Regions from separate parts of the Homo sapiens genome. Here region 2 is linked to region 1. A link is an interaction called in ENCODE POLR2A ChIA-PET data of the cell type or tissue named here. Cell type or tissue: Panc1. All regions are shown on one strand. Each heading gives the region's core, and the rest is flanking DNA. Links, peaks and the distances in the headings are about the cores only. Region 1 overlaps MMADHC-DT (MMADHC divergent transcript). Region 2 overlaps MMADHC-DT (MMADHC divergent transcript).

Region 1 (16,194 bases), core at 8,965-11,464:
TAGCTCTCTGATTTGGTAACTTCTTCATGGTAAATTATAAGAGGTAATAAGGTTCTGGAGTTGGCAGCTGCAACTTCCTAATCAAGCAGGGGAATCAGCTCCCTGGGCAGTCTAGGGACTTTTGAAATCATACCTGGAAGTTGTTTCACTCTTCCCCAAAATTCTTTAAGCTGTCTTCACACTCAATAAATCCTTTGTGCTTAAACTAGTTAGACTAAAAATTCATTTTCTGTGGCTAAAAATCCTTATTAGTATAAGTGTGTGTGAATGATGTGGGGCTAATGTCAAATACTTCAATTTGATTTGGAAAGTATTGCCCCATCATGTCTACTTTGTGAGGCCAGTGTGAGCTTAGCATGCACTGGGTGGTTGGTGTTTCTCTTCTGGGTGAGATTAGGAGGAAAATATCATTCTTGTTTGTTTGTTTGGTTTCGTTTTTGAGATGGAGTCTCGCTCTGTCACCCAGGCTGGAGTGCAGTGGGCGATCTCGGCCCACTCAAGCTCCGCCTCCCAGGTTCACGCCATTCTCCTGCCTCAGCCTCTGGAGTAGCTGGGACTACAAGTGCCTGCCACCACGCCTAGCTAATTTTTTTTTTTTTTTTTTTTTTTTTGTATTTTTAGTAGAGACAGGGTTTTACTGTGTTAGCCAGGATAGTCTCAATCTCCTGACCTCGTGATCCACCCGCCTTGGCCTCCCAAAGTGCTGGGATTACAGGTGTGAGCCACCACGTCTCTAAGTACAGCATAATTTATTTTTTCTGTATTTTTCTTCCACCTGTCTGTATTCAAGTTTTACAGACTTTGCACTTACACTTTTCACATAGGGCCTCCTCACCTCATCAAAAACTTGTTTTGGCTTTATTTCTGGGGCAGTCACAGGAGTAGGGAGTAAGTCTAAAGGAATGGTTCTTGAGGTCTCCATTCAGAGAGAGAAGTCGAAAGCCCTTCAGTGCCCTCTATCTGGACACTATCAAAGACTTCTGAATAAAGCCGATATTTTATTTCCATTTGGCTCCTTGTGATTTTCCTCTATGATTTAGAAATCTGTAGGGTAGAGGGCTGAGGTGATTGGTGTCCACACACTTCCATCACTCAAACTGGAAGTCACCTTAGAGAGCATGTATTTCAACATGTCTTCATGTCGATGAAGCACTGATGTCCAAAGTTATAGAGCCAATAAGTGAAAGAGCTCAACCCAAAACTCAAATCTGTAAACTCTGAGGCCATTGTTATTTTTACCACACCAGCTAGAGATAGGTGAATGAACATATGAGACTAGTTCTAGCAAGTGGATTGAACTGTCTAGCTAGTTCTCCATCCAGCCCCCTTTACTTACTTATATATTCTACCTGACCCCTATAAGTACTTGGGTTAGTGAGTCTTGATTTAAAAGAATCCTACATAAAATATTCTAGTGAATAAACACTCTTATGGTAAAGCAAATCACTCCTTCTTTATATGTACATTTTGTAGATGATACTCTGAAAAACAGAGCCCACTTAGAAAGAGATTTGGAACAATATAGAAGGGGTCTGAAAATATTTTTAACATAATCTTGTATTTTTAGCTATCCCAGCTTATAGTTTAAAATATGCTGAGTTTGTCCTTATGGATAGTCCATAACAGAGGATCTCCAGGACTGAAAAACTTTTCCTACTGCACTAGGCCAGTAATGCCCCCCACTGGCAGAACATGCTTTGTCTTCCATCTGGAATTGCACTCCAGTTTTGTCATCCCCAAAGGCACCATTCTGACACATCTCATTAATTTTTACAGGGTCTTGACCTGTAAGAATAAATGGTCTATGCTTCAATGTCTAAGTATGCACATAAAGAGAGTAGAAGTTTAACTTAAGTGCTATATAGGTAATCTTGGGTCCAAGAAAAAAATGGATGTTGAAAGATATAAATGTCCTGTGGTGGTTATTTATTAAGCTTCCAACCAAATACAGTATAGCCTAAGATAACCCAAATCTATGTGGAAGAAAAGTATTAAAAAACTACCAAGTATTATTACTAGTTTCTTATGAAAAGTGTCATTATTTTAGCCCTTTTCATGTTGGTGTAGTCCTCATTTATTCTAAGTGGATCCATCTGTGGATAAGAAGCTCAAAGGGAAAGTGGTTAAATAATTCAAAATCCTCTCCCCAGTAAGAACATCAAATCCTAAAAAATTCCAAAATTCAGTATACAATAAAGTTAGTTGTATAGCCATAATTTTTCAGGAGGAAAAAATATAGCAAAACCACAATTACTTATGTGAATAATGGACACCAAAATTGAAAAAGAAAATCCAGATATATTAATAAATTAGATCCTAGCTCCAAAATACTTTTTTCAAATAACTTTTTTTTAACAGAACTCTAACAATTAACCAGACCAGTTAGCACTTCACTACCTACTTATACCCTCCCAGAATTTTATTCCTGGTAGGAGTGATCAAGGAAAAATGTGAAATAACAAAAGCTAACATTTATTAAGTTCTTAATAAATGCCAGTGCCCTTATTATCTAATTTAATACTCATTAAGAGCTATTATTACATTCATTTTACAGATGATGGAAGAAAATTAGGGGCAGTTTAAATGAATTGTCCAAGGGCACTCAGCTATAGTAAGCGGTGAACATAGTCTATCTTCTTCAGAGCTCATACTTGGAACCAGGATCCTTGACTGCCATGCTAGGAAGCAACTTCATTCTATGGTATTCTTCTAGAGCAACAGCTATTTTAAGAAAAACTCTGGTTGTTGGATGATTAAGGTTTATCAGAAAAGACTTAATGACATTTGAGTGATTTTTCACAGATAAATTCCCAATAAGCATGCAAAATTCTTATTGTATATCTTCACTGAGAAAGGTACCTAATAAGAGGCCACAGGAGTGGAAGATGTTAGGAAAAGAGCTAGACAGGCCTCACTCCTCACATGTTCAATATATTATTCATGAACCTCTAGAGGAACAAAGTAATAAAAAAGAAAGTGGGTATTTTTCTCTCATAAAAATAGTTATTCTCTTAAGTTATTCACTTCTACATTTTACTTGAAAATAATGAATAAATAAGTATCAGTAAACAGACACATTGGAGTCCACCTAGACATAAGTATATTTCCTCTTATAGGTGAAACTGTCATAAGACAGATCATTAGTCATAAAAACATGTTGACTATAAAACAACTACTTCCACATCAACTGGTACTCAGCAGAATAAATACATGTCCACCAAATCAGTCTTCCTCAGCGTGGGAGGACAGAAAGCCAGAAGTGAAATAAAAGAAGTAAAGAAGTGATGATGAGGGAAGAAAGAACATGTAGATGGCCGAATAGGAACAGCTCCAGTCTACAGCTCCCAGCGTGAGTGACTCAGAAGATGAATGATTTCTGCATTTCCAACTGAGGTACCGGGTTCATCACACTGGGGATTGTCGGACAGTGGGTGCAAGACAGTGGGTGCAGTGCACTGAGCATGAGCCGAAGCAGGGCAAGGCATCACCTCACCCAGGAAGCGCAAGGGGTCAGGGAATTCCCTTTCCTAGCCAAGGAAAGGGGTGACAGACAGCACCTGGAAAATCGGGTCACTCCCACCCTAATACTGTGCTTTTCCAATGGTCCTAGCAAACAGCAAACTAGAAGATTGTATCCCACCTGGCTCGGAGGGTCCTACGCCCATGGAGCCTCGCTCATTGCTAGCACAGCAGTCTGAGATCAAACTGCAAGGCAGCAGCAAGGCTGGGGGAGGGGAGCCCACCATTGTAGGTAAACAAAGCAGCCAGGAAGCTCGAACTGGGTGGAGCCCACTGCAGCTCAAGGCCTGCCTGTCTCTGTAGACTCCACCTCTGGGGGCAGGGCATAGCCCAACAAAAGGCAGCAGAAACCTCTGCAGACTTAAATGTCCCTGTCTGACAGCTTTGAAGAGAGTAGTGGTTCTCCCAGCACACAGCTTGAGATCTGAGAACAGACAGACTGCCTCCTCAAGTGGGTCCCTGACCCCTGAGTAGCCTAACTGGGAGGCACCCCCGAGTAGGGGCAGACTGACACCTCACACGGCCGGGTACTCCTCTGAGACAAAACTTCCACAGGAACGATCAGACAGCAACATTTGCTTTTCACTAATATCCGCTGTTCTGCAGCCTCTGCTGCTGATACCCAGGCAAAAAGGGTCTGGAGTGGACCTCCAGAAAACTCCAATAGACCTGCAGCTGAGGGTCCTGACTGTTAGAAGGAAAACAAACAGAAAGGACATCCACACTAAAACCCCATCTGTACGTCACCATCATCAAAGACCAAAGGTAGACAAAACCACAAAGATGGGGAAAAAACATAGCAGAAAAACTGAAAATTCTAAAAATCAGAGCACCTCTCCTCCTCCAAAGGAATGCAGCTCCTCACCAGCAATGGAACAAAGCTGGACAGAGAATGACTTTGACGAGTTGAAAGAAGAAGGCTTCAGACGATCAAACTACTCTGAGCTAAAGGAGGAAGTTCGAACCCATGGCAAAGAAGTTAAAAACATTGAAAAAAGATTAGATGAATGGCTAACTAGAATAACCCATGCAGAGAAGTCATTAAAGGACCTGATGGAGCTGAAAACCATGGCACAAGAACAACGTGACGAATACACAAGCCTCAGTTGCCACTTCGATCAACTGGAAGAAAGGGTATCAGTGATGGAAGATGAAATGAATGAAATGAAGCAAGAAGAGAAGTTAAGAGAAAAAAGGATAGAAAGAAACGAACAAAGCCTCCAAGAAACATGGGACTATGTGAAAAGACCAAATCTACATCTGACTGGTGTACTTGAAAGTGACGGGGAGAATGGAACCAAGTTGGAAAACACTCTGCAGGATATTATCCAGGAGAACTTCCCCAATCTAGCAAGGCAGGCCAACATTCAGATTCAGGAAATACAGAGAACACCACAAAGATACTCCTTGAGAAGAGCAACTCCAAGACACATAATTGTCAGATTCACCAAAGTTGAAATGAAGGAAAAAATGTTAAGAGCAGCCAGAGAGAAAGGTCGGGTTACCCACAAAGGGAAGCCCATCAGACTAACAGCTGATCTCTTGGCAGAAACTCTAAAAGCCAGAAGATAGTGGGGGCCAATATTCAATATTATTAGAGAAAAGAATTTTCAACCCAGAATTTCATATCCAGCCAAACTAAGCTTCATAAGTGAAGGAGAAATAAAATACTTTACACACAAGCAAATGCTGAGAGATTTTGTCACCACCAGGCCTGCCTTAAAAGAGCTCCTGAAGGAAGCACTAAACATGGAAAGGAACAACTGGTACCAGCCACTGCAAAAACATGCCAAATTGTAAAGACCATCGAGGCTAGGAGGAAACTGCATCAACTGACGAGCAAAATAACCAGCTAACATAATAATGACAGGATCAAATTCATACATAACAATGTTAACCTTAAATGTAAACGGGCTAAATGCTCCAATTAAAAGACATAGACTGGCAAATTGGATAAAGATTCTAGACCCATCAGTGCGCTGTATTCAGAAAACCCATCTCACATGCAGAGACACACATAGGCTCAAAAATAAAAGGAGAGAGGAAGATCTACCAAGCAAATGGAAAACAAAAAAAGGCAGGGGTTGCAATCCTAGTCTCTGATAAAACAGACTTTAAACCAACAAAGATCAAAAGAGACAAAGAAGGCCATTACATAATGGTAAAGGGATCAATTCAACAAGAAGAGCTAACTACCCTAAATATATATGCATGCAATACAGGAGCACCCAGATTCATAAAGCAAGTCCTTAGAGACCTACAAAGAGACTTAGACTCCCACACAATAATAATGGCAGACTTTGACACCCCACTGCCAAAGTTAGACAGATCAACGAGACAGAAAGTTAACAAGGATATCCAGGAATTGAACTCAGCTCTGCACCAAGCAGACCTAATAGACATCTACAGAACTCTCCACCCCAAATCCACAAAATATACATTCTTTTCAGCACCACACCACACCTATTCCAAAATTGACCACATACTTGGAAGTAAAGCTCTCCTCAGCAAATGTAAAAGAACAAAAATTATAACAAACTGTCTCTCAGACCACAGTGCAATCAAACAAGAACTCAGGATTAAGAAACTCACTCAAAACCACTCAACTACATGGAAACTGAACAACCTGCTCCTGAATGACTACTGGGTACATGACGAAATGAAGGCAGAAATAAAGATGTTCTTTGAAACCAAAGAGAACAAAGACACAACATACCAGAATCTCTGGGACACATTCAAAGCAGTGTGTAGAGGGAAATTTATAGCATTAAATGCCCACAAGAGAAAGCAGGAAAGATCTAAATTGACACCCTAACATCACAATTAAAAGAACAAGAGAAGCAAGAGCAAACACATTCAAAAGCTAGCAGAAGGCAAGAAATAACTAAGATCAGAGTAGAACAGAAGGAAATAGAGACACAAAAAACCCTTTAAAAAAAATCAGTGAATTGAGGAACCGTTTTTTTGAAAGATCAACAAAATTGATAGACCACTAGCAAGACTAATAAAGAAGAAAAGAGAGAAGAATCAAATAGATGCAATAAAAAATGACAGAGGGGTATCACCACTGATCCCACAGAAATACAAACTACCATCAGAAAATACTATAAACACCTCTACACGAATAAACTAGAAAATCTAGAAGAAATGGATAAATTCCTCAACACATACACCCTTCCCAAGACTAAACCAGGAAGAAGTTGAATCTCTGAATAGACCAATAACAGGCTCCAAAACTGAGGCAATAATTAATAGCTTACCAACCAAAAACAGCCCAGGACCAGACGGATTCACAGCCAAATTCTACAAGAGGTAAAAGGAGGAGCTGGTACCATTCCTTCTGAAACTATTCCAATCAATAGAAAAAGAGGGAATCCTCCCTAACTCATTTTATGAGGCCAGCATCATCCTGATACCAAAGCCGGGCAGAGAAACAACAAAAAAAAAGATTTTTAGACCAATATCCCTGATGAACATCAATGCAAAAATCCTCAATAAAATATTGGCAAACCAAATCCAGCAGCACATCAAAAAGCTTATCCACCACGATCAAGTGGGCTTCATCCCTGGGATGCAAGGCTGGTTCAACATACGAAAATCAATAAACATAATCCAGCATATAAATAGAACCAACGACAAAAACCAGATGATTATCTCAATAGATGCAGAAAAGGCCTTTGACAAAATTCAACAACGCTTCATGCTAAAAACTCTCAATAAATTAGCTGTTGATGGGATGTATCTCAAAATAATAAGAGCTATCTATGACAAACCCACAGCCAATATCGTACTGAATGGGCAAAAACTGGAAGCATTCCCTTTGGAAACTGGCACAAGACAGGGATGCCCTCTCTCACCACTCCTATTCAACATAGTGTTGGAAGTTCTGGCCAGGGCAATCAGGCAGCAGAAGGAAATAAAGGGTATTCAATTAGGAAAAGAGGAAGTCAAATTGTCCCTGTTTGCAGATGACATGATTGTATATCTAGAAAACCCCACTGTCTCAGCCCAAAATCTCCTTAAGCTGATAAGCAACTTCAGCAAAGTCTCAGGATACAAAATCAATGTGCAAAAATCACAAGCATTCTTATACACCAATAACAGACAAACAACCAAATCATGAGTGAACTCCCATTCACAGTTGCTTCAAAGAGAATAAAATACCTAGGAATCCAACTTACAAGGGATGTGAAGGACCTCTTCAAGGAGAACTACAAACCACTGCTCAATGAAATAAAAGAGGATACACACAAATGGAAGACAATTCCATGCTCATGGGTAGGAAGAATCAATATCATGAAAATGGCCATACTGCCCAAGGTAATTTACAGATTCAAGGCCATCCCCATCAAGCTACTAATGACTTTCTTCACAGAATTAGAAAAATCTACTTTAAAGTTTATATGGGTCCAAAAAAGAGCCTGCATTGCCAAGTCAATCCTAAGCCAAAAGAACAAAGCTCGAGGCATCACGCTACCTGACTTCAAATTATACTACAAGGCTACAGTAACCATAACAGCATGGTACTGGTACCAAAACAGAGATATAGATCAATGGAACAGAACAGAGCCCTAAGAAATAATACTACACATCTACAACTATCTTATCTTTGACAAACCTGACAAAAACAAGAAATGGGGAAACAATTCCCTATTTAATAAATGGTGCTGGGAAAACTGGCTAGGCATATGAAGAAAGCTGAAACTGGATCCCTTCCTTACACCTTATACAAAAATTAATTCAAGATGGATTAAAGACTTAAATGTTAGACCTAAAACCATCAAAACCCTAGAAGAAAACCTAGGCAATACCATTCAGGATATAGGCATGGGCAAGGACTTCATGTCTAAAACACCAAAAGCAATGGCAACAAAAGCCAAAATTGACAAATGGGATCTAATTAAACTAAAGAGCTTCTGCACAGCAAAAGAAACTACCATCAGAGTGAACAGGCAACCTACAAAATGGGAGACAATTTTTGCAATCTCCTCATCTGACAAAGGGCTAATATCCAAAATCTACAATGAACTCAAACAAATTTACAAGAAAAAAACAAACAACCCCATCAACAAGTAGGTGAAGGATATGAACAGTCACTTCTCAAAAGAAGATATTTATGCAGCCAAAAGACACATGAAAAAATGCTCATCATCACTGGCCAGAGAAATGCAAATCAAAACCACAATGAGATACTATCTCACACCAGTTAGAATTGCGATCATTGAAAAGTCAGGAAACAACAGGCACTGGAGAGGATGTGGAGAAATAGGAACACTTTTACACTGTTGGTGGGACTGTAAACTAGTTCAACCATTGTGGAAGTCAGTGTGGCGATTCCTCAGGGATCTAGAACTAGAAATACCATTTGACCCAGCAATCCCATTACTGGGTATATACCCAAAGGATTATAAATCATGCAGCTATAAAGACACATGCACATGTATGTTTATTGTGGCACTATTCACAATAGCAAAGACTTGGAACCATGCCAAATGTCCAACGATAGACTGGATTAAGAAAATGTGGCACATATACACCATGGAATACTATGCAGCCATAAAAAAGGATGAGTTCATGTCCTTTGTAGGGACATGGATGAAGCTGGAAACCATCATTCTCAGCAAACTATGGCAAGGACAAAAAACCAAACACCGCATGTTCTCGCTCATAGGTGGGAATTGAACAATGAGAACACATGGACACAGGAAGGGGAACATCACACACCGGGGCCTGTTGTGGGGTGGGGGGAGGGGTGAGGGATAGCATTAGGAGATATACCTAATGTTAAATGACAAGTTAATGGGTGCAGCACACCAACATGGCACATGTATACATATGTAACAAACCTGCACGCTGTGCACATGTACCCTAGAACTTAAAGCATAATTAAAAAAAAAAAAGAAAAAAGAAGAAGTGATGGTGAAGATTGGACAACCATGTAGCCACTAATCTGGGCAGAAGCACTGACAATGGCCTTGTCAGGGCTGCCAATCTTTCATAAAATTTAATAAAGCTCATGGCACTTTCAGCCTGAAATCTGCCAAAGTCTAGGAATCTCACCTGACTGAAAAATAACAGTAATTAGATCAGAGTCATTTCCTGAAATTCCCCTTGTTGATTCCTAATACAGAGGTTCTCACCATAAAAAAGAAGGATAAAACAAAGTCAAATAAAGTTTCTAATTCAATTCTGCTTCAAACAATAATTAGCTCATAGAATTAGTCATCAGTTCAAGTATAATTAAGTGTCTACTGTAATGGGAAATGGTGTAGTTTGTCAGAAAGAAAAGAACATGGCCTGTGGAATTAAACCTGCATTCAAATTCTCATGCCACTACTGAATACATGAATTTATTTAATTAACAAACTATCTGGGTCTCAATTTGTATATCTGCAAAATGGTAAGAACTTCATATGTTTTGTGAAACATTAAATGAGAAAATGCATATACAAGATGAAGTTCAGTCCAAGGCACATACTAGATTCCTTGGTAAATAAAAGCTCCTATACTGGTATCAGATGTACGGCATTATGTTAGCAGTGTGGGGGTTAATGAATGAATAAGATCTGGTCCCTGCCTTAAGGGGCTTACAGTCCAGGTTAGGAAACAAAGCTAGCAGGTATGAAAATGTAACTATTAATAATCACAGCAATATTTGGAAGGAGAAATCAATTGTTGTGGGGTAGAATCATTAAAGAGGATTTATGGTGGAAACACATTGACTGGTCTCAGAGCTAAGGAAAATCAAGGATCTGAGAACTCAACACTCAGCCCTCATGTTTAAACAAGTTTTTAGAGGTAGTGCTGACTCCATCTTCAATATAAAAGACTCAGTGAATAAGAGAACAATGTTCAATGCAACAGAATTCTACAAATGACAATTTCTAAATCTTTGCTATTAAAGCATGGTTCATAGACCAGTTGCATGGTGTCTCAGAGTTTATTGGATATGCAGAATCTCAGATCCCCCCCCAGACCTATTGACTCAGGTCTATATTTTAACAAGATCCTGGGATGACATGTGAACATTAAAGTTTAAAAAACAACCCCATCAAAAAGTGGGCAAAGGATATGAACAGACACTTCTCAAAAGCAGACATTTATGCAGCCAACAAATATAATGAAAAAAAGCTCATCATCACTGGTCATTAGAGAAATGCAAATCAAATCCACAGTGAGATAACATCTCATGCCAGTTAGAATGGCTATCATTAAAAAGTCAGGGAACAACAGATGCTGGAGAGGATGTGAAGAAATAGGAATGCTTTTACACTGTTGGTGGGAGTGTAAATTAGTTCAACCATTGTGGAAGACAGTGTGGTAATTCCTCAAGGATCTAGAACCAGAAATACCATTTGATCCAGCAATCCCATTACTGGGTATATACCCAAAGGATTATAAATAATTCTACACTAAAGACACATGCACATGTATGTTTATTGTGGCACTATTCACGATAGCAAAGACTTGGAACCGACTCAAATGTCCATCAATGATAGACTGGATTAAGAAAATGTGGCACATATACACCATGGAATACTATACAGCCATAAAAAAGGATGAGTTCATATCCTTTGTAGGGACATGGATGAAGCTGGAAATCATCATTCTCAGCAAACTAACACAGGAACAGAAAACCAAGCACTGCATGTTCTGACTCATAAGTGGGAATTGAACAATGAGAACACATGGACACAGGGAGGGGAACATCACACACCAGGGCCTGTTGGGTGTGGGGGTCTAGGGGACGGATAGCATTAGGAGAAATACCTAATGTAGATGAGGGGTTGATGGGTGCAGCAAACCACCATGGTACGTGTATACCTACGTAACAAACCTGCACGTTCTGCGCATGTATCCCAGAACTTAAAGTGTAATTAAAAAAAGGAAAAAATATACCCACCATTGTAAACTATAAGAAAATCTCCAAAACAAGAGGCTTACACATTTTATATTTGACAAACATGAGCATTCTAAGACACTTTTGAGATTATAAATACTGTTCTGCAATATCCTCATTTATAAGACAGAGATAATAATTGCCTATCAGGATGTTATGAGAATTAATTTAGATAAATAAAGCCTATATACTTTCTAATTCCACAAGGGGAAAACCATGTTTTTATGTCTTTAAGTCCTTCAACCTTAGCATTGTCCTCTATATTTAGTGCATATTGAATAAATATGTGTTAAATAAATGAATTAATAAACAAGTCAGGGAGCTTTAGAATGTTAGCAAGTGCATTTTGAAACAGATGACCATAGATCATAGATCATGACTACAGACCAAGAATGCTGCAACAAGAGAGTATTTTCCAGATTGAAATGTCTATACTCAGTAATAAAATCTTTTTTACTGTTAAATAAAAATGGTAGTATAATAGTGAAACTTTAGTTACAAAATATATGTCATAAGAAATTGGATTTATCACTTATAATGACCTCACTAGCTTTGAGTTAATATAATTCAGTGCTAAATGGACTGTGAAGATTCTGCTATTAGTTACAACACTGGTTTTCTCTTAGCCGACTCAAATTATACTATTAGTTTATCTAAAGATTCAAATCCAAACATAAAAGCTGCACCTTCAAGAAGCATATAGTCTAATGGGATTAGAGACATATGTGATTAGCAATTAGAGTGAAGAAAATGACTTCGTGGAAGAATGTTCTAAAGAACGATGGCATTATCAAGCAAAGAGATGCCTCAGGCTGCCTAGGCAAGGAAGGGTAGCTTCAGAAAGAAGATATGGAGCTAAGACCTGAAGGATGAGCAATGTGTCAGGTGAACTAACTGGGCAGGGTACCACGTGGGCAAAAACAGAACACTATGGAATGGAAAGAGGGACAGCAGCAGGAATAAAACAGGAAAAGTAGACAGGAACCACATCATGATGGCTTTGAATGCCACCCCCAGATGTTACTTTTGAGCCTATGGAAGACATTAAAAGAATTTGATTAGGGAAGTAAAATCATCACATTTGCATTGGAGATAAGCCAATTTGGCAGCAATGAGAAAGAAGGATTAAGCGGGAGGAGGAGGGAGGGGCAGCTGAAATGGAACTAGAGGTTGGCAGATAAGTATGGGAATTAATGCATTAGTAGAGATGGTGACTTGAGTTTTGTCAGTGATGGTCAAGGTAGAGAAAAGAGGATGAAAAAATTGAGACGTGGACGAAGTAATAGAACTGGAGAATTAAGTGGATATAATGGTTTTCTAAGAGAAATTCCAAAGAGTTAAAAATTACACATGACTAATGAATTTATTTTCAGTTTAAGTAACTATGTTCTATGTCTTATAACAACAACTTTTGTAAGCTTAGGATGAAACTGGAAGGTTTAAACTTCAGCATAAGGTGGAATAGCGATGCCATTCACTTAGATAAGGAATATAGCATAGCAGGCAGATTCAAACGGTGCCTGTGGTTCCCTTTATAGTTCTGGTCTCCTTTTACACTGAGAGTAAATTGGAATCAGGTCAAGTCTTAGTCAAAGTAAATTGAGGCTTCTTTCTTTAGCGTGAGTCCATAGAATAAACTCGTAAAAACCTAGGATACAGATAGTAATGGTTTAATCTCCCTTCCCAGGTTTGTGGGAGACCAAGGGGAACAAAGGCTGGTTTAGTCTGAAGTTTTGTTTTGTTTTGTTTTTTTTGAGACAGAGTTTTGCTCTCTCGCCCAGGCTGGAGTGCAATGGCACAATCTCAGCTTACTGCAACCTCTGCCTCCCCAGGTTCAAACAATTCTCCTGCCTCAGCCTTCTGAGTAACTGGGATTACAGGCATGCACCACCACACCCAGCTAGTTCCATATTTTTAGTAGAGACACGATTTCACCATATTGGCCAGGCTGGTCTGAAACTCCTGACCTCAGATGATCCGCCTGCCTCGGCCTCCCAAAGTGTTGGGATTACAGGCGTGAGCCACCGTGCCCGGCCGTCTGAAGTTTTAAGGCAGACTTGGAAATGAAACTATGTGGGGCATGCTTACATCAATAGATGTGCTACAATAGCAGATATATTTGTTCTGGGTCCAAATATGGGTGAATGTGATGGAAATCCACAATAGAGGTTAAACATCAACACCAAGGAAGTAGAGATCAAGTAAGAGAACCTCCTGGAAAATATAAAGGAGCATCCTCAGTTTTAGAGGCAAATCCCTCCATCTCCCACCCTTCCTGCTTTTGTATTCTTTCACCCAGGTTCTCCAGTGCAGTGATTCTCAGAGATACTCATTGGAACCACCTGGAAAGCTTTTGAAAAACACTGATCCTGACCCCACACTCCAAACTTCTAATTTAACTGGTCTTGAGTGGGAAACTACCACCTTAGTTTTAGGTTGGTGCAAAAGTAATTACAGTTTTTGCCAGTACATTCCATGACAACACCACACTAGTAGATTCTCAACCCTGGCTACACATTAGAAACTTCTGAAGCTTCTAAAAACACCAGGCCTTAGTCCCACCTCCCAGAAATTCATTTAGTCCAAGGTGGGGTCCTGACATCTGGTGTTTTTAAAAGGTCACAGGTGATTGCCAGAGTTCAAAACCACTGCCGATCCTCCAAAACAGAGAGGTTCTCTATTTTTTCCATTTGTTTCAAAATTACTTCTCCAAACTCACTGTTTTTTTTTTGTTTTTTTTTTTTTTTTTTTTGTTTTGTTTCTTTTTTAAGGTGGAGTCTTGGTCTGTTGCCCAGCCTGCAGCGCAGTGGCACAATCTCGGCTCACTGCAACCTCTGCCTCCCAGGTTCAAGCAATTCTCCTGCCTCAGACTTCCAAATAGCTGAGACTACAGGCGTGTCCCACCATGCCTGGCTAATTTTTTGTATTTTTAGTAGAGACGGGTTTTCACCACGTTAGCCAGGATGGTCTCTATCTCCTGACCTTGTGATCCACCCGCCTCAGCCTCCCAAAGTGCAGGGATTACAGGCATGAGCCACCGTGCCTGGCCTCAAACCCACTCTTAATTATAACCATGTCTTTTACCTGACATAGATTATGAGAGTGTGATATAAGCTCTATCATCTTTTTCTTTTTCTCTGCTATCACTTTGATTTTTGATCAAGAAACATCTCTATCATCACAACCTCACCATCATTCTCACCTGGGTTACTGAAGATAATGCTGATAAAACCATCTCCTTCTTAGTGGACTTTTCTTTCTGATCACAACCATGTAAAGTCTCTCTCACCATAAAAACAAAAACAGAAGACCTCCCAAAACAAAAGGACCTTCCAAGAACCTTGTTAACCCTAGAGGTAACTCTCCATTGATTTCTGCATTAGTCTGTTTTCATGCTGCTGATAAAGACATAACTGAGACTGGATAACTTATAAAGAAAAAGAGGTTTAATGGACTTACAGTTCCATATGGCTGAGGAAGCTTCACAATCATGGCAGAAGGTGAAAGGTATGTCTTACATCACAGCAGGCGAGAGAGAGAAAGAGAGCCAAGCAAAAGAGGAAGCAGGTGATTATAACACCATCAGATCTTGTGAGACTTATTCACTACCACGAGAATAGCACCTGGAAGACCCACCCTGATGATTCAATTACCTCCCACCTGGTCCCTCCCACAACACGTGGGAATTGTGGGAGCTACATTTCAAGATGAGATTTAGGTGGGGACACAGCCAAACCATATCAATTTCCTACCCTTCAACAACAAACTTCTTGGATAATAAGGTCTTTGGGGGGCCAGGATTGCTGCAGTGATTCCTGATTGTCTCTAATAACTTGGGAAAGTAGAAAAAGCCAAAGAGAGATAACCTGTTCCAGCAACTCTAGTCAGGCCGCAGAAGAAGGATCTCATTCCCATTAGAGTCAGAGAGGGAAATCCAGTATTTTTATACCAAAGGAGGGGCTTTCGCATATTATGTAAGAATAAACAATTCACTGAAAAGATGACAAATTCTTGTAATATTAAATACATATGTAAAAGATGATAGAACAAATTTCAGGCACCTTTATACTACTAATACTGTACTATTTGTTTAAACTTGTAATAAGTCTAGCACAAAATACATAGTCCTGCACCTCAAAACATTTTGAAGGACAGACATCATGTACTATGGTGGCTCCCTAAGATTAAAATGGAGCTGAAAAATTCATATTGCCTAGTGATGTCATAGCTATCTAGTGTCATAGCACAATGTATCACTCATGTGTTTGTGGTGATGCTGGTGTAAACAATTGTACTGCGTTGCCAGTTGTATACATGCATAACACATACAATTATGTATAGTATGTTATACTTGATAATAAATGACTGTGTTACTAGTTTATGTATTTACTGCACTATACTTTTAATCATTGTTTTACAGTGTACTCCTTCTACTTATATAAAATAGTTAACTGTAAAACAGCCTCAGGCAGGTCCTTCAGGAACTATTCCAGAAGAAAGCACTATTATCATAGGAGATGACAGCTCCATGCTTGTTATTGCCCTTGAAGACCATCCGATGGGATAAAATGTGGAGGTGGAAGACAGTGATATTGATGATCCTGACCCTGTGTAGGCCTGGGCTCATTGTGTGCTTGTGTCTTATTTTTTAACAAAGACCCTTTAAAAGTAAAATAAAATAAAATAAAATAAAATGTTTAAAATAGAAAAAACATAGAATAAGGATATAAAGAAAATACTTTTGTATAGCTGTACAATGTGTTCATGCTTTAAAC
Region 2 (16,194 bases), core at 8,778-11,277, 110 kb before region 1:
GGACAAAAACCATATGATCAATAGATGCTGAAAAGTGTTCAATAAAATTCAACATCCTATTCACAATAAAAACTCTCAACAGATTGGGTATAGAAGGAACATACCACAACACGATAAAGGCTACATATGACAAGCCCACAATTAATATCATGTTGCATAAGGAAAAATTGAAAACCTTTCTGCTAAGATCTGAAACAAGACAAGTATGCCCATTTTTACCACTTATTCAACATAGTTCTGAAAGTCCTAGCCAGAGCAATTAGGCAAGAGAAAGAAAGAAGGGGCATCTAACTTGAAAAGGTAGAAGTCAAATTATTCTTGCTTGTAGACTGTATGATTTTGTATTTAGAAAAGCCTAAAGACCCCACCAAAAAAAACCTCTTAGAACAGAAGCAAACATTTAATAAAGTTGTAGGATACAAAATCAACATATAAAAATCAGTAGCATTTCTATACATTAACTGCAATCTATCTGAAAAAGAAATCAAGAATGCAATACCATTTATAGTAGCTACAAAAGTAAAATAAAATACCTAAAAATAAATTTTACCAAAGAAGTGAAAGATCTCCACAAGGAAAATCATTGATGAAATAAATTAAAGAAGATACAAAAATGGGAAGAAATTTCATGATCATGGATTGCAAGAATTAATATTCTTAAAATGTAGGCCAGGCACAGTGGCTTATGCCTGTAACCCCAGCACTTTGGGAGGCCAAGGCGGGCAGATCACCTGAGGTCCGGAGTTCGAGACCAGCCTGACCAACATGGAGAAACCCTCTCTCTACTAAAAATACAGAATTGGCCGGGCATGGGGGTGCATGCCTGTAATCCCAGCTACTCGGGAGGCTGAGGCAAGAGAATCGCTTGAACCCAGGAGGTGGATGTTGCGGTGAGCCGAGATTGCACCACTGCACTCCAGCCTGGGCAACAAGAGCGAAACTCTGTCTTAAAAAAAAAAAAAAAAAAGTCTATACTACTCATTCAATGCCATCCCTATCAAAATACCAATGACATTCTTCACAGAGATAAAATACAATTTTAAATTTATACGGAACCCACAAAAAACTTCAAATAGCTAAAGCAATTTTGAGCAAAAAAACCAAGGCTGAAGGCATCCCACTACCTGACTTCAAAATGTACTTCAAAGCTAAAGTAACAGAAACAGCTTGGTACTGGCATGAAAACAGAAACAGACCAATGGAACACAACAGAGAACCCAGAAATAAATCCTATAACCCAGAAATTAATAAATATAACTAGAGCTCCATCTTTCACCACAAACAAAATCGAAAAATGGATTAGATTTAAATGTAAGTCTTTAATGTAAAGGAAACTTTGAAACTACTAGAAGTAAAACACTGAAGAAGTGCTACAAAAGACCCATGCATAGGTATGTTTATTGCAGCACTATTCACAATAGCAAAGACTTGGAACCAACCCAAATGTCCATCAATGATAGACTGCATAAAGAAAATGTGGCACATATACACCATGGAATACTATGCAGCCATAAAAAAGGATGCGTTCATGTCCTTTGCATGGACATGGATGAAGCTGGAAACAATCATTCTCAGCAAACTAACACAGGAACAGAAAAGAAAACACCTCATGTTCTCACTCATAAGTGGGAGTTGAACAAAGAGAACACATGGATACAGAGAGGAAAACATCACACACTGTGGCCTGCCAGCGGGTGAGGGGCTAGGGGAGGGATAGCATCAGGAGAAATACCTAATGTAGATGATGGGTTGATGGGTGCAGCAAACTACCATGGCACATGTATACCTATGTAACAAAACTGCACATTCTGCACATGTATCCCAGAACTTAAAGCATAATAATAATAATAATAAATTTTAAAAATCATTGATCAGGGCAAAGATTTTTTTGTATAAAACCTTGAAAGCACAGGAAACAAGAGCAAAACAGACAAACGGGATTACGACAAGCAAAAAAGCTTCTGCGCGGAAAAGGAAATAATTAACAAAGTAAAGAGACAATGTACAGAATGGGAGAAAATACTTGAAGCTATCCATCTGACAAAGAATAAATAATCAGAATACATAAGGAATTCAAACAACTCAATAGCAAAAAATAAGCAATAAGCCAACTAAAAATGTGCAAAATAAACATTTTGAATGCCTGAATAGACATTTCTCAAAAGAATACACACAAATGGTAAACAGGTATATTAAAAAAAAGTTCAACATCACTAATCATCAAGGAAAGACAAATCCAAACCACAATGAGAGGTCATACCACCCTACTTAGGACGGCTAATATCAAAAAGATAAAATATAACAAATGCTGTCAAGGAAGGTGAGAAAGGGGAATTTTATATACTGTTGATGAGAATGTAAAGTAGTACAGCCATTATGAAAAACAATATGAAGTTTCCTCAAAAAACTAAAAATAGAACTACCAGATAGAGCAATACCACTGCTGGGTATATGTCCAGCAAAAAAGGAAATCAGTATATTGAAGAGATATCTGCATTCCTATGTTTATTGCAGCACTATTCACAATAGCCAAGATATAAAATCAACCTGGTGTCCATCAACAGATGAATGGATTAAGAAAATAGGGTATATATACACAATGGAATATTATTCAACCATAAAAAAGAATGAAACCCTGTCATTTGCAGCAACATGAATGAAATTAGAAGTCATTATGTTAAGTGAAATAACCCAGGCACAGAAATACAAATTTCACATGTTCTCACTCATATGTGGTAGCTGAAAAAGTGAAGCTCATGGAGATATAGAGTGGTGGTTATTGGAGGCTAGGAAGAGAATTGGGGAGGAAGGGATGAAAGAAATTATGTTGTTTTGTTTTTTCTTGAGACAGAGTCTCACTCCGTCACCCAGGCTGGAGTGCTGTGGCGCTATCTCAGCTCACTACAGCCTCCGCCTCCCAGGTTCAAGCAATTCCTATGCTTCAGCCTCCTGAGTAGCTGGGACTATAGGCGCATGCCACCATGCACAGCTAAGTTTTGTATTTTTAGTAGAGACAGGGTTTCACCATGTTGCCCAGGCTGGTCTCGAACTCCTGACCTCAGGTGATCTGCCTGCCTCGGCCTCCCAAAGTGCTGGGATTACAGGTGTGAGCCACCATGCCCGGCCAAAGAAGTTGTTTAATGAGTACACAAATACAGTTAGAAGGAACACATTCTAGTATTTGATAGGACAGTAGAAAAATTATAATTAACAATAATTTATGATATATTTCAAAATAGCTGGAAGAATTGTAACATTCTCAATATATAAAAAAAGATATATGTTTGGGGTGATGGATATCCCAATTGTCCTGATTTGATCATTACACTTTATATACATCTATCAAAATATTACATGTACCCTCAAAATATGTAAAACTGATATATCAATTTAAAAATACAAAAATAAGGTTAAGATGGTACATTTTATTGTGTGTTTTCACCACAGTTAAAAAAAAAGTCATGGTAGGAGGAGTGTGTGGGAGGCAAGAACTACTGATATGTGCAGCAAATTGAATAGATCTCAATGGCATTATGCTGAGTGAAGAAGCCATCCTTAAATAGTCACATATTGTATGATTCTACTTATATAACATTTTCACAATTTAAAAATTGTAAAAGTGGAAAAGAGATCAGTACTTGCTAGGGATTAGGAATTGTGTGTGGGAATGAATTATAACTATAAAGGGGTAACATGAGGGACATCTTTGTCATGATTGAATAGTTCTGTATCTTGATTGCATTGGTTGTTCTGTGACTTTCTATACATGTGATAAATGGCATATAACTACACACACACACAGTCCCAACATCACTTTCCTAGATTTGATATTGTGCTATACTATGTATTATATTGTACTAAACTATGTATTAGTTTTCTATTGCTTTGGCAAGAAATTCCATAGATTTACTGGTCTTAACCAACGCAAATGCATTATCTCAGAATTGTGTAGGTCAGAAGTCTGGGCATAAAGTGGCTCAATTGACTATTTGCTTCTGGTTTCACAGAGCCAAAATTTAGATGTCAGCAGGGTTGCATTTCTTTCAGGAGGTTCTGGGGTTGAATCTGCTTCCAAGCTTATGTGGGTTTTTGGTAGAATCCAGTTCCATGTGGTTGTAGGACTAACGTCTCTGTTTCTTTGCTGGTTGTTGGCCAGGCTCATTCTTAGTTTCAGAAGGTTGCTTGCATTTCTTGGCTCACGACCTCCTTTCTCTATCTTAGCTAGCAATAGCAAGTCAAGTCCTTTTCATATTTAAACCTCTTAGACCTCTCCCTCTGCTTCATCTGTCCTCTGATTTTCTCTTCTACCACATCTCTCTGACTCAAATTGGAGAAATCTCTCTGCTTTCAAGAGCTCGAGTGATTAGATTATGTCCACCTGGACAATCCAGGATTTTTTTTTCTATTTTAAGGTCCATAACCTTTATGACATTTGCATAGTTGTTTTACAGCAGTAACTAGTGTTTGACTGAATAATCAGGGGATGGGAATCCTGTGGAGACTTAGAATTCTGCCTATCACAATTGTGCAAAATATAACCATTGGAGGAAATTGAGTAAAGGTTACATGAAACCCCTCCATATCACTTTTGCAACTTCTTGTAAATGTGTAATTATTTCAAAATAACAAGCTTTTAAAAATGCATGGAAGAAAAAAATAAAAACAATATAAACAAATATATTTTCTATCAAGATTATTTTGCACTACTGGAAGACCTACAATGAAAGAAAGGCTAAGAAATGTCCTCCAAATAAAGGAAAAATTATTTCAGTGGACACATGGAATTGTAGGAAACAAAGAACAGTCAAAGGGGTAAATATATGAAGAAAATCTAAGTTAATATTACTGTTATAATTAAAATAATATATTGGGCTTAAAAACATATAGAATTGAAATGCATATCAAAGATAGCATAAGAAGGAGGAAGGAATTAAATGGAGTTCAAGTGTTTTAATGTCTTTGCACTGTCAGGAAGTTTTAAAAGTATTAAATTACAGGTGACCCTAATAAAGCCTAAGGATGTATATTATTTCCAGTGCAGCTACTAAAGAAACAATGAAAAAAGATGTAATTAACAAGTCAACGGAAAAAGAAAATACTGCATTTACTGAAAAGATAAATAGAAAAGACTAAATATCAGATGGGACAAAGAGAAAACTCAAATATACCAACAAATGTATTAAATGTAAACAGAACAATATTCTAATTGAAAGATGAGGACTATAAGAATGAATAAGAGAAAACTATATGCTGCTTAGAGGAGATACATTTAAATATAAGAAATCAAATTGAAAATAAAAGAATGGGCCAGGTGTGGTGGCTCACACCTGTAATCCCAGCACTTTGGGAGGCCAAGGGAGGAGGATCACTTGAGGTCAGGAGTTCAGTACCAGCCTGGTCAACATAGAGAAATCCCATCTCTACTAAAAATACAATAATTAGTCAGGCACAGTGGCAGGTGCCTGTAATCCCAGCTACTCAGAAGACTGAGGCAGGAAAATCGCTTTGCTTGAACTGGGGAGGCAGAGGTTGCCATGAGCCAAGATCATGCCACTGCACTTCAGCCTGGGTAAAAAACTGAGACTGTCTCAAAAAAAAAAAAAAAAAAAAAAAAAAGTAAAGGAATGGAAATGGAAAAAAATAGATAAAATTACCTTCTCACAAAATGAGAAACCCTAATATAGCTATGTTAAAATCATTTTTTTAAAAGGAGGTTATACTGCTTTGGATCCTGGGTCAGAGGAAAAAAAAAGAAGAAGAAAAAGAGGTTTAAAAAGGCGATAAACAGTAACATTTCATTTTATGGTGATGAAAGTCCCAACATTCTCAGAAGACATCTTTGTTTTTTTTAGGTTTTGAATTTTTTTTCTATTTCTTTATATATATATATAATTTAAGTTCTGGAATACATGTGCAGAAAGTGCAGGTTTGCTACAGAGGTATACACGTGCCATGGTGGTTTGCTGCACCCATCAACCCATCACTTACATTAGGTATTTCTCCTAATACTATCCCTCCCCTAGCGCCCCACTGCCTGACAGGCCCCAATGTGTGATGTTCTCCTCCCTGTGTCCATGTGTTCTCTTTGTTCAACTCCCACTATGAGTGAGAACATGTGGTGTTTGGTTTTCTGTTCCTGTGTTAGTTTGCTGAGAATGATTGTTTCCAGCTTCATCCATGTCCCTGCAAAGGACATGAACTCATCCTTTTTCATGGCTGCATAGTATTTCATGGTGTATATGTGCCACAGTTTATTTATCCAGTCTATCATTGATGGGCATTTGGGTTGGTTCCAAGTCTTTGCTATTGGGAACAGTGTGACAATAAACATATATGTGTATGTGTCTTTACAGTAGAATGATTTACCATCCTTTGGGTATATACCCAGTAATGGGATTACGGGGTCAAATGGTATTTCTGGTTCTAGATCCTTGAGGAATCGTCACACTGTTTTCCACAATGGTTGAACTTATTTACACTCCCACCAACAGTGTAAAAGCATTCCTATTTCTGCACATCCTCTCCAGCATCTGTTGTTTCCTGACTTTTTAATGATCCCCATTCTAACTGGCATGAGATGGTATCTCATTGTGATTTTGATTTGCATTTCTCTAACGACCAGTGATGATGAGCTTTTTTTCATATGTTTGTTGGCTGCATAAATGTCTTCTTTTGAGAAGTGTCTGTTCATATACTTCGCCCACTTTTTCATGGGGTTTTTTTCTTGCAAATTTGTTTAAGTTCCTTGTAGATTCTGGATATTAGCTTTTTGTCAGATGGAGAGATTGCAAACATTTTCTCCCATTCCGTAGGTTGCCTGTTCACTCTAATGATAGTTTCTTTTGCTATGCAGAAGCTCTTTAGTTTAATTAGATCCCATTTGTCAATTATGGTTTTGTTGCCATTGCTTTTGGTGTTTTAGTCATGAAGTCTTTGCCCATGCCTATGTCCTGAATTGTATTGCCTAGGTTTTCTTCTAGGGTTTTTATGGTTTTAGGTCTTATGTTTAAGTCTTTAATCCATCTTGAGTTAATTTTTGTATAAGGTATAAGGAAGGGGTCCAGTTTTAGTTTTCTGCATATGGCTAGCCAGTTTTCCCAACACCATTTATTAAATAAGGAATCCTTTCCCCATTGCTTGTTTTTGTCAGGTTTATCAAAGATCAGATGGTTGTAGATATGTGGCATTATTTCTGAGGCCTCTGTGCTGTTCCATTGGTCTATATATCTGTTTTGGTGCCAGTACCATGCTGTTTGGATTACTATAGCCTTGTATTATAGTTTGAAGTCAGGTAGCATGATGCCTCCAGCTTTGTTTGTTGTTGTTGTTGTTGTTGTTGTTGTTGTTGTTTTGCTTAGGATTGTCTTGGCTATATGGGCTCTTTTTTCCTTCCATATAAAATTTAAAGTAGTTTTTTCTAATTCTGTGAAGAAAGTCACTGGTAGCTTGATGAGAATAGCACTGAACCTATAAATTACTTTGGGCAGTATGGCCATTTTCACAATATTGATTCTTCCTATCCATGAGCATGGAATGTTTTTCCATTTGTTTGTGTCCTCTCTTATTTCCTTGAGCAGTGGTTTGTAGTTCTCCTTGAAGAGGTCAATAATTCTCAATGCAATAATTCACAATATGCACTAATAGCACAATACCAAAATGTATTATGTAAAAATGGACAAAATTAGCAGGAAAATTTGACATAGCCACACTATCATTCAATACTTTAGTAATTGTTGATAACATAGTAACTGACTTAAAAAGCCTATAATAAATCAAAAAGGATGTAAAATATTTGAATGAGATGATTAACAAAATCAATCTAATTTACATATGTACATATATATATAAAACAGTAAACACATTTGAAAATATGCAGGTTATGCACCTCAGACCTTCACAAAAATGGAAATATGTGCATATAGACCATACTGCTGTTCTTAAGAAACCATATAAATAATGTTCCCTTACCACAGAGGAATTAAAGCTGAGATCAATAAAAATGGTAACTAGAAAATAGCCAAATATGTGCAAACTAAGCAACACATTTCTAAAGAACCCATGGGTCAAAGAAAAAAACTAAAGTGGAAATTAAAAAATATTTTTGAAGTAAAAATAACTAAAATATAGCATATCAAAATTTGCAGGGTATAGTAAAATCTTGTGCTTAAAGAAAAATTTATAGCTTTATATACATAGATTAGGAAAAAATGTAGGGCTAAAGATTCAATTACATTTCTCAAGAAGTTAGAAATAGCTGAGCAAATGTTATCCTGTTCTTTTACAAGTATTTCAAATCCTTGAGTTTTGAAAGAGCAGCCTTCTAAATTCACCTATGCTTTCAAAAGATGTTGTTGTTGTTGAGTTTAGAATGATGGGTTTTTCCTGTAGGAATTCACCATTAGTCAGTTTATTGGGTTTAATCAAAACATCCAATTTATATTTGAAATTTTTGCTGCATATTGTAAAACCGTTGTAGTATATGTGTCTTCAAGGAGCTTTAATGTGGATAATTTTTGTAGGTTGAAATGCTATCATAAATATTAATAAATGCTTTTAAAGCTCTGAGAAATCTGCCGATAAAAAGAGCAATATAAATGTAAGTTTGGTTTTTCTAACCATTTGCAATATTCAGAATAAAAGAGAAGAGAAAAACTGAAATATGAACTGAACAACAAAATTGGAGTGTTTACTTCTCTATTTTTAAAACAACTTGGACTCAGAGGAATAAAAGATAAGGGTTGGTGTAAAATTGGTTTCTCAATTCATGTATGAGAGTTCTAAAAATAAGCTAACTGGCTGAAGAGAAACATCAGAAGCTCTTAAAACAAGCAACTAATATTCCTCAAACTTGATTATAATGAGAAAGTAGATATCAAATATGGTCCAAACTCTGGTGACTGCATTGCTTATTGTTCATTCACCAATTAATTCATTGAACCATTTATTAATCCAACAGATCTCCATTCAGTGTCTATTCTTTGTCAGGCATTGTGCTATTGCTGAGATGCAACCATGAGCAAACCAAACATTTTGTTTCCTCCTGGTGTTTATAGTCCAGTAGAAGACAGCATTTAAATAGTCATATAAATAGATAGGTAAGCACAAACTGAGATTCAGTCTTAAAAGACAGACATGTAGGCCAGGTGTGGTGGCTCATGCCTGTAATCCCAGCACTTTGGGAGGCCCAGGTGAGTGGATCACCTGAGGTTGGGAGTTCAAGACCAGCCTGACCAATATGGAGAAACCCCGTCTCTCCTAAAAATACAAAAAATTAACCGAGCGTGGTGGCACATGCCTGTAATCTCAGCTACTCGGGAGGCTGAGGCAGGAGAATTGCTTGAACCTGGGAAGGGAGGTTGCAGTGAGCGCAGATCGTGCCATTGCACTCCAGCCTGGGTAACAAGAGTGAAACTCCATCTCAAAAAAAAAAAAAAAAAAAAAAAAACTGATGTGTAGGTGTTTTGTGATCAAAAAATTGGGGATTTACTCTAGGGAGTCAGGGAAAGCTTCCCCTAGCATGTCTTATGTGTGCCATGAGCTGCAGTTCATGATAAAGACTGACCAATTAGGTGAAGGCGAGAACTGGAGGGGAAGAACCTTCTAGCACAAGTTAAGGCTTTCCAGTAGGTGTGGGAGGGATCATTCGGGGACAGAATCAAAGCCAATGTGGCTGAACAAGGAGTTGGAGTGGGGAGTGTGCAGAGAGTGAGATGAAGTTTAAAGGTCAGCAGAAACCAGATCACAAGCATCAAATGCCTCATGGGCCATGTTAACAGTTTTGAATTCCTCCCTGGGAAAGGGCTGTAGCAGGGAAGTGACATGGCTAATTCAGCATTTTTAAGAATATCACTTTGCCTGTCGTGGGCCATGCAAACTGGATTCAGGAGACAAGTTATGATCTTGTTGTATCAGCATAAGTGAGAAGATGGGAGCTTGGAACAAGGTTCAGAGGACAACGCTGCCTCCTGGAAGCCAAAACTCTTTCCAATGTGAGTATACTTCTCTTTTCCAAATCTACTTTCAGTGATTACCACTCTGATAGGCAAATATTCTCACTATCATCTACCCAAATTATTCCTGGTCTTCCTTCTACCTTTGTTCCAATTGCTCCTTTCTTCACAAATGTCATCTTCTTCATTTACTTATACCACAACCATTTTATACATCCAAGCTCAAGTTCCATCTCCCCACTTCTTTAGATAATTCCCACCCACAGACACATAGTTCTTTCTCTACATTGACCATATGCTAGTACTTCCTTTTCCTCTTCCTGATGAAATTATAAGCTACTTAGGGAAGGAAATGTGTCTTACATTTCTCTGAATTCCCCTGTAAGACCAAGAACAAGGCTGGGATTAAGTGCAAAACACCCTTTAAACCTAATCAAATTTCACTGCAATGAAAAATGTCTAGTATATGGATGATAATTTGGAAAAATACTATGTTCCAAGTTGTACTAAAAACAAAAAGGCACTATATGAACATGAGGGTATTATAGAAGAATATTTTATAACAGGTAAAAATCCAAGGCATGTGCAGCTGGCTCCCTTAATTTCCAGATTACTCTATGAGCTTGCCTTTTAGTAAACATGTCCTTTCTGCCTTTTGTATATTCCTGCTCATACCAAAATGCAACAGCAGCACCCATGAACTTGGTCCTCAGTGGGACTTCCATTAGAACATCTTCAAAAGCAGGAGGAAAGCAGGTCTTGTTCTACACATGCCAGAGTATATTCCCACTGTGGCCCTACTACCACTGTTTTTCATCTGTTGGTCTTATAAAACTCTGACAGCAGAGTAAGAAAGGGTTTGAGAAGCAGGTCTTATGAGGACATACATTACCAAGAATGTACCTCCATATTCACTCTGTATATTAGCCCCACAAATCTTCAATAAAGCAACAACATGCTTGATATGCTTGAATTTTTTTGTGGAAGCTGGTGAAGAGGCTAAATTTTGTGGGACCTTAAAAAAGGGTCAGACCACATGTGCCCAAGATATAGTTCCAGGCTTCCCTGATACCAGCTAATGTACACTGAGCATGTCAGGCAAAAGGCAAAGTTATTTCAACCTGTTAGCTCTCCTAATCTTTATAACAACCCTGTGAATTAACTTGAATTGCTACAAATAACATGCCTGAGGCTCAGAGAATGGAGGTAACTCATTCAGCTCCAAAAAACCTAATAATGGGGCCAGGACTCTGACCAAGGTTTGTCTGATTACTGAATTGGAACCTGAATTTCAATTTTAGAGCTCCCCAACCAGTTACCATGCATTGACTATCCATGTACTAGGAGCATCTAAGCAGGGCCTTGGATGGCTGAGCTCCTCTGATATTTCCAAACCAGGCTTTGCTTACAGTGTAAACATTCTCTTTTTTCTTGTTAGTGTCACCAACCTGAGGCTTCTCTGTTGTAACTCAGTTGTCTCAGGAACTTCCATGGTTACTCAGTGTTCTCCCAGGTAAGTAGAAATTCTCCAGCCTGGCATTCAATAACCTCAACAACGTTAGGGAGGTGGAAGAGCATTGGATTTCAAAATCAGGTTTCTGCATCTCAGAGATCAGAGTTGGATTCTGGTTTCCCCACCTGACAGATGTGTGATGTTGAGCTACTTAGTTAACCTTTCAGTGCCACTGATTTATAGTTTTATATAACTCCTAGGCATTTCCTGATTATTAAATGAGAGAGAACATACGCAAGCATTTTACACAATTCCTGGCATAGAATAAAATGCCAAAAACTTTGCTGCCTCTGCTATTATTTTGTCCTATAGACCCACACCTCTTTAAACAAAGCTGGGCAGTTTGCTGGTTATTTATCATGGCTTGTGCTTCTTCATTGTCATAGATTGTATTTGAGGGCAAGTAGTTTATTTGGGAAGTGATCCCAGGAAGCATCCATCAGGAGAACAGAGAAATAAGGCAGAAAAGGGAAGAGAACCAATATAAAGTTAATGAATATTAGCCAGTCTTGGTAACTGAGGTGCAGCCCCACTGAGTGTCTTCAGGACATTGGAATAAACCACACCTTAGAACTGTCCCACCTGCGGGACAAGGAAGCCACTGTTTGTCACTGATTGGGATTGCATTCAGGGGCATCAACTCCCTGATGCCAACAATCTCACCCTGTATGCCCACTGAGCATGCCTCCATAGCCAGAAAAGGCTATCTGGTAGAGTTGCCAAGCTTGCAGCAAGAAGCAACAGGTCCATAGGACAGTAGGAAAACCTTCAGTATCTCCACACCCACTTCTATGCCTTTGTTTTTGCGCTTATTTCTACTTGCAATTCCCTCTTTTCCATCTTTTAAAAAGGCTACTCAAGCCAGGCACAGTGGCTCATGCCTATAATCCCAGCACTTTGGGAGGCCAAGGCGGGCGGATCACCTGAGGTCAGGAGTTCAAGACCAGCCTGGCCAATATGGTGAAACCCCATCTCTACTAAAAATATAACAATTAGCTGGGCGTGGTGGTAGATGCCCATAATCCCAGCTACTCGAGAGGCTGAGGCAGGAGAATTGCTTGAACCTGGGAGGCGGAGGTTGCAGTGAGCTAAGAGCGCCACTGCACTCCAGCCTGGGCAACAAAATGAGACTCCATTCCAAAAAAAAAAAAAAAAGCTTACATAGACATTCTCCCCTCTCTATGAAGACTTTTCTTATCACCCTACAGTGTGGTCTTTTTCATGTTGGAAGTTCTGTGGCTCTTTTTGTATCACACGTTGTAGTCTTTCTTGGATTATGTTTACTTATATGTTGATTTCAACAACTGACTCTTGAGATGAGGGGTCCTCACTTCCCTTTGTTTTCCAGAGCCAAACACAGTACTTTGCCCATAGTAAGTGCTCAATAAATACTTGTTAAACTGTGTTTCACACTGAAAATGATTAAACATAAAATGTACTTATCTTCTCCACTATGCAAGTTTTATACTTTCACCTCCTGGGAAATGTTTGCTGGGACATCTCTTCACCTTCTTTAATAAATTTTGATCTTACATCACATTTAAATGCCTTGGAGTTCCAAAAGACAAATATATCCTCGTGTAATTTAATGGCAATCAGCAGGCTACCTTTTTTCTTATTAATATACAGAAAGCTGGTGGTCACAGCAGGTAACTGATGAGACTAATCTGTCAATGTTCTAATAATTCTCTGCCTGATTGCACCCAGCCCAAGAGCCTGAATAATCACAGAAGCGGCAAGTGATTTGATCAGGACTAGAATAGACCATCGATCATCCTCAAGTGAACTGGGTGTTTGTATAGGATGGGGTTAGCATGATATCTCAAGGAAGCCCTTCAGGCAGAAATCAATGTTGAGAATTCAAAGTGTTATAGGAGAGGCCACAGGAAGCTTCTATGAGATGCAATCCTAGGAGTACTTGGTGTAGCAGAAAGAGAATTGAAGCAATGAGTTATCACACTGTTAATTGGGATGCTAGCCAAAAGCATTCAAAAAGATTTGAGGATTTTAGTGGATGACTCAGCCCTTTGGTTGATTTGGCCTCCATGGTTCTCTTTAGTTTTCTAAATAGTTTGAACTACTTCTAACTCGATGTTAACAAGACAAAAAAGGAAAATCATGTTTCTATTGTGGTGTCAAGAAATAAACAGGTGGCAAGACCTTAGCAGTGATTAAAAGGTACTTCATATTTTTGACAATGAAATGAAAATGCTGCATACATACTAAAACTTTATATTTGATAGTACTCTTATATAAATAGCATTTACACAATTAGGTAGTTCTACTTTGTGGGTGGATATCCCCAAAATTTGGTATACATGCCTCCCCTACTCCAGGCCTTGCCTTCACTCTTTGATTCTTTGGAGTCAATATTGCTCTTAGTTTTAAAAGTTTTAGTAGTCAAGATTCTCCTCTTTCCTATATATTTTGCTGACTGGCTTCTGATATTTAGGGAAGGAGCAGCAAAATAGAAGAAAGGCAAAGGGGCAGAGGAATGTTTATATTTGATTCATGCTGTTGTGTTTATCTAGCGTCAGAGCTTTTAAAATGTGGTAGGTGTTGAAAACCAACTCTCTCCTATGAATTTCACTTATGGTTTCTTTGTAGAACCCGGTTTCTGATGTTCTGTATTTTTGCTGAAGACAAATGATATGTTTGAAAACTATTAAGCCTATAAATGTAAATTTCCCAATCATGTTTGATAGCACAAAATATTATATTAAGGAAAATGTTTTTAGCCAAGTAATGTATATCCCATACAGAATGTTCTTTTTGAGACTAAAGTTTTCCACCTAGTTAGGCAAAGGCAGGTCACCTAGGGCCCCGAACACCAGGGTGAGGAGTCTGCATTTTATTCCAAGAGAGAAGGAAGGATTTGGATGATTTCCAGCCATGGGCCTCATAACCCAATTTACACTTTTAAAAGCTCCCTGTTGGCTGTTAGGTGGGGGACAGGATAATAGAAGGACAAAATGGCAGATAGAAATGTAGTCTTCATAAAAGATGATAGCTATTTGGACATGGTTGCTGCCACCGAGGGACTGGGAATGAATCCCTGCAGGTCCAAAGCTAGAGACATTGTCAGGTCACGAAGTGCATCTCTCACTAAAATCGGTAGGAGTGGGTCCTCACTCAGGCATGTTTCCTGGTTTTCTCTCATCTTCCCTGTTCTGTGCCTTCACAGGGCACATTCTCGCCCATCTCCACACTCTAACCCCTACTCCCTCCCTAGTTGGGATCACCTTGGTCTCCCTTCTGTCTTCAGCAGTCCTAATGTTGGCTACTCAGAAGACAAAAACTTTGGGTATAAAGTCTGCAAACACTGTGCACATAAAATGCCAAGCATCCTTCAACCCAGGAGAAGTAGCCTATAGCTTTAGTGGTGGTTACTACTATTTGGTACCAGCCCCGGGGTTGAAATCATAGGTCCTCTAACTTATTAACTGTGATGTTGAGCAAATTACTAAAATTCTCTGTGCTTCAATTTTCTCCCATGTGAAATAGGAATACTGGTAGTACTTATCTCACACAATTTTTACAAAGATTAAATGGGTTAACGTTTACAAAGTGCTTAGAACTGTACTTAACACATAATAAATGTTACTTGAATGATTGCTGTGGTCGTCATTAGCTACCATTTAGAGCTGTGTGAGGAACAGATAAATAACGCCTGTAAAGCACGTATCATGGGGGGCACACACATAAACAGTAAGCACCCAATTAATGCTAAGCTATTATTACTTTGCTCAAATATGACACACGTGTCAGAAATGACCCGCTGTTTATTTCTTTTTTTTTTTTATTTTTGCCTCTCTTGCTGTTTCTGATTTCTTTTTCAGCCCCTGTGAGGTCACATATGTCTGTGCCCGTGTCTGTGATGAGTATATTTAACCTCAGGGTCAAGACAGAAGATATTGGAAGAGAAGGAGAAGCCACTGGCTCATTTCCCAGTTTTTCCATTTTTATTGAAAAAATAAAAGTATTTCCTGTAAGAACTAGGTACCATATTTTTGAGACTCCAGCTGAGCTTGAATAGTTCATTAATTTTGGCACTCTTACGTGAAATGAAAGCAGTTTTGGAAAGTATGCCTTTATCTGGGTTAATTAGTAAACGAGAACATTGGGACTTTAACACATTTTTTTTTTTTTGCTTCAGCAATTCTTGTAATTGTTTTGCTTAGGTTCATGCTGTATATAAACACATAAAGACAGCTTTATGTATCCATCCTGTGATAAAAGACAACTGGAATATTCATGGTGTTCAAGGGACATTTTGGGGAGGGGAAAGTATAAGGACTGTATTACAGAGAAATTTGAAAGAAACAGAAAAGATGGAGGTTGGGGAAAAAAGATGAAGCTGTCTGAATAAGAAAGGATGTCTTAAAGAATGAACAACAGCAAAAGGAAGCACCATTAACAGCCTGTTCCATTTTGATGTCTGACTACACATATCCCAGCTTCGTTTTTATCATCTTAATGTTTATATCGTTACTGACATCCCTGACTTCTGTAACTTCTGAATGCCTCTTAAGGAATCTCTCCAATTATTTGAGTTTTTTGCAGATATTTAAAAGTATTTGGCTTCAAGGTTATGTTACATGACAGCAAACAAATGCTTAGTCATGCCATGAGTAGTATAAATGCCGGTGCTGCCTGCAGCATACATCAGTTCCAAGCTGATTATTTTTCCCTTCTTGTTTCCACCAATTTGTTACGAGACAACTGTCACTC

Evidence for each region. Peaks named below come from ENCODE experiments on the same cell type or tissue, not always from the same donor. Only the 100,000 strongest peaks of a DNase experiment are listed, where the experiment ranks them.
Region 2: POLR2A ChIA-PET joins it to region 1 with 5 read pairs; 3 of 35 experiments call an interaction of 5 or more read pairs at or near these places.

Annotation. Positions count from the first base shown.
Region 1 is chr2:149,631,106-149,647,299 of GRCh38, reverse strand. The region is part of intron 1 of MMADHC-DT (MMADHC divergent transcript); the gene reads right to left. Among named protein-coding and RNA genes, the nearest start is that of MMADHC, 51 kb to the right of the region's middle. In Panc1, for the core only: no CTCF peak of the experiment used is centred there; no DNase peak of the experiment used is centred there.
Region 2 is chr2:149,744,912-149,761,105 of GRCh38, reverse strand. The region is part of intron 2 of MMADHC-DT (MMADHC divergent transcript); the gene reads right to left. LOC105373680 (a long non-coding RNA gene) reads left to right here and starts at 11,389. Exons shown (of 2, transcript XR_923464.3): 1 at 11,389-11,463; 2 at 15,303-15,458. In Panc1, for the core only: no CTCF peak of the experiment used is centred there; no DNase peak of the experiment used is centred there; H3K27ac peaks cover 366 bases.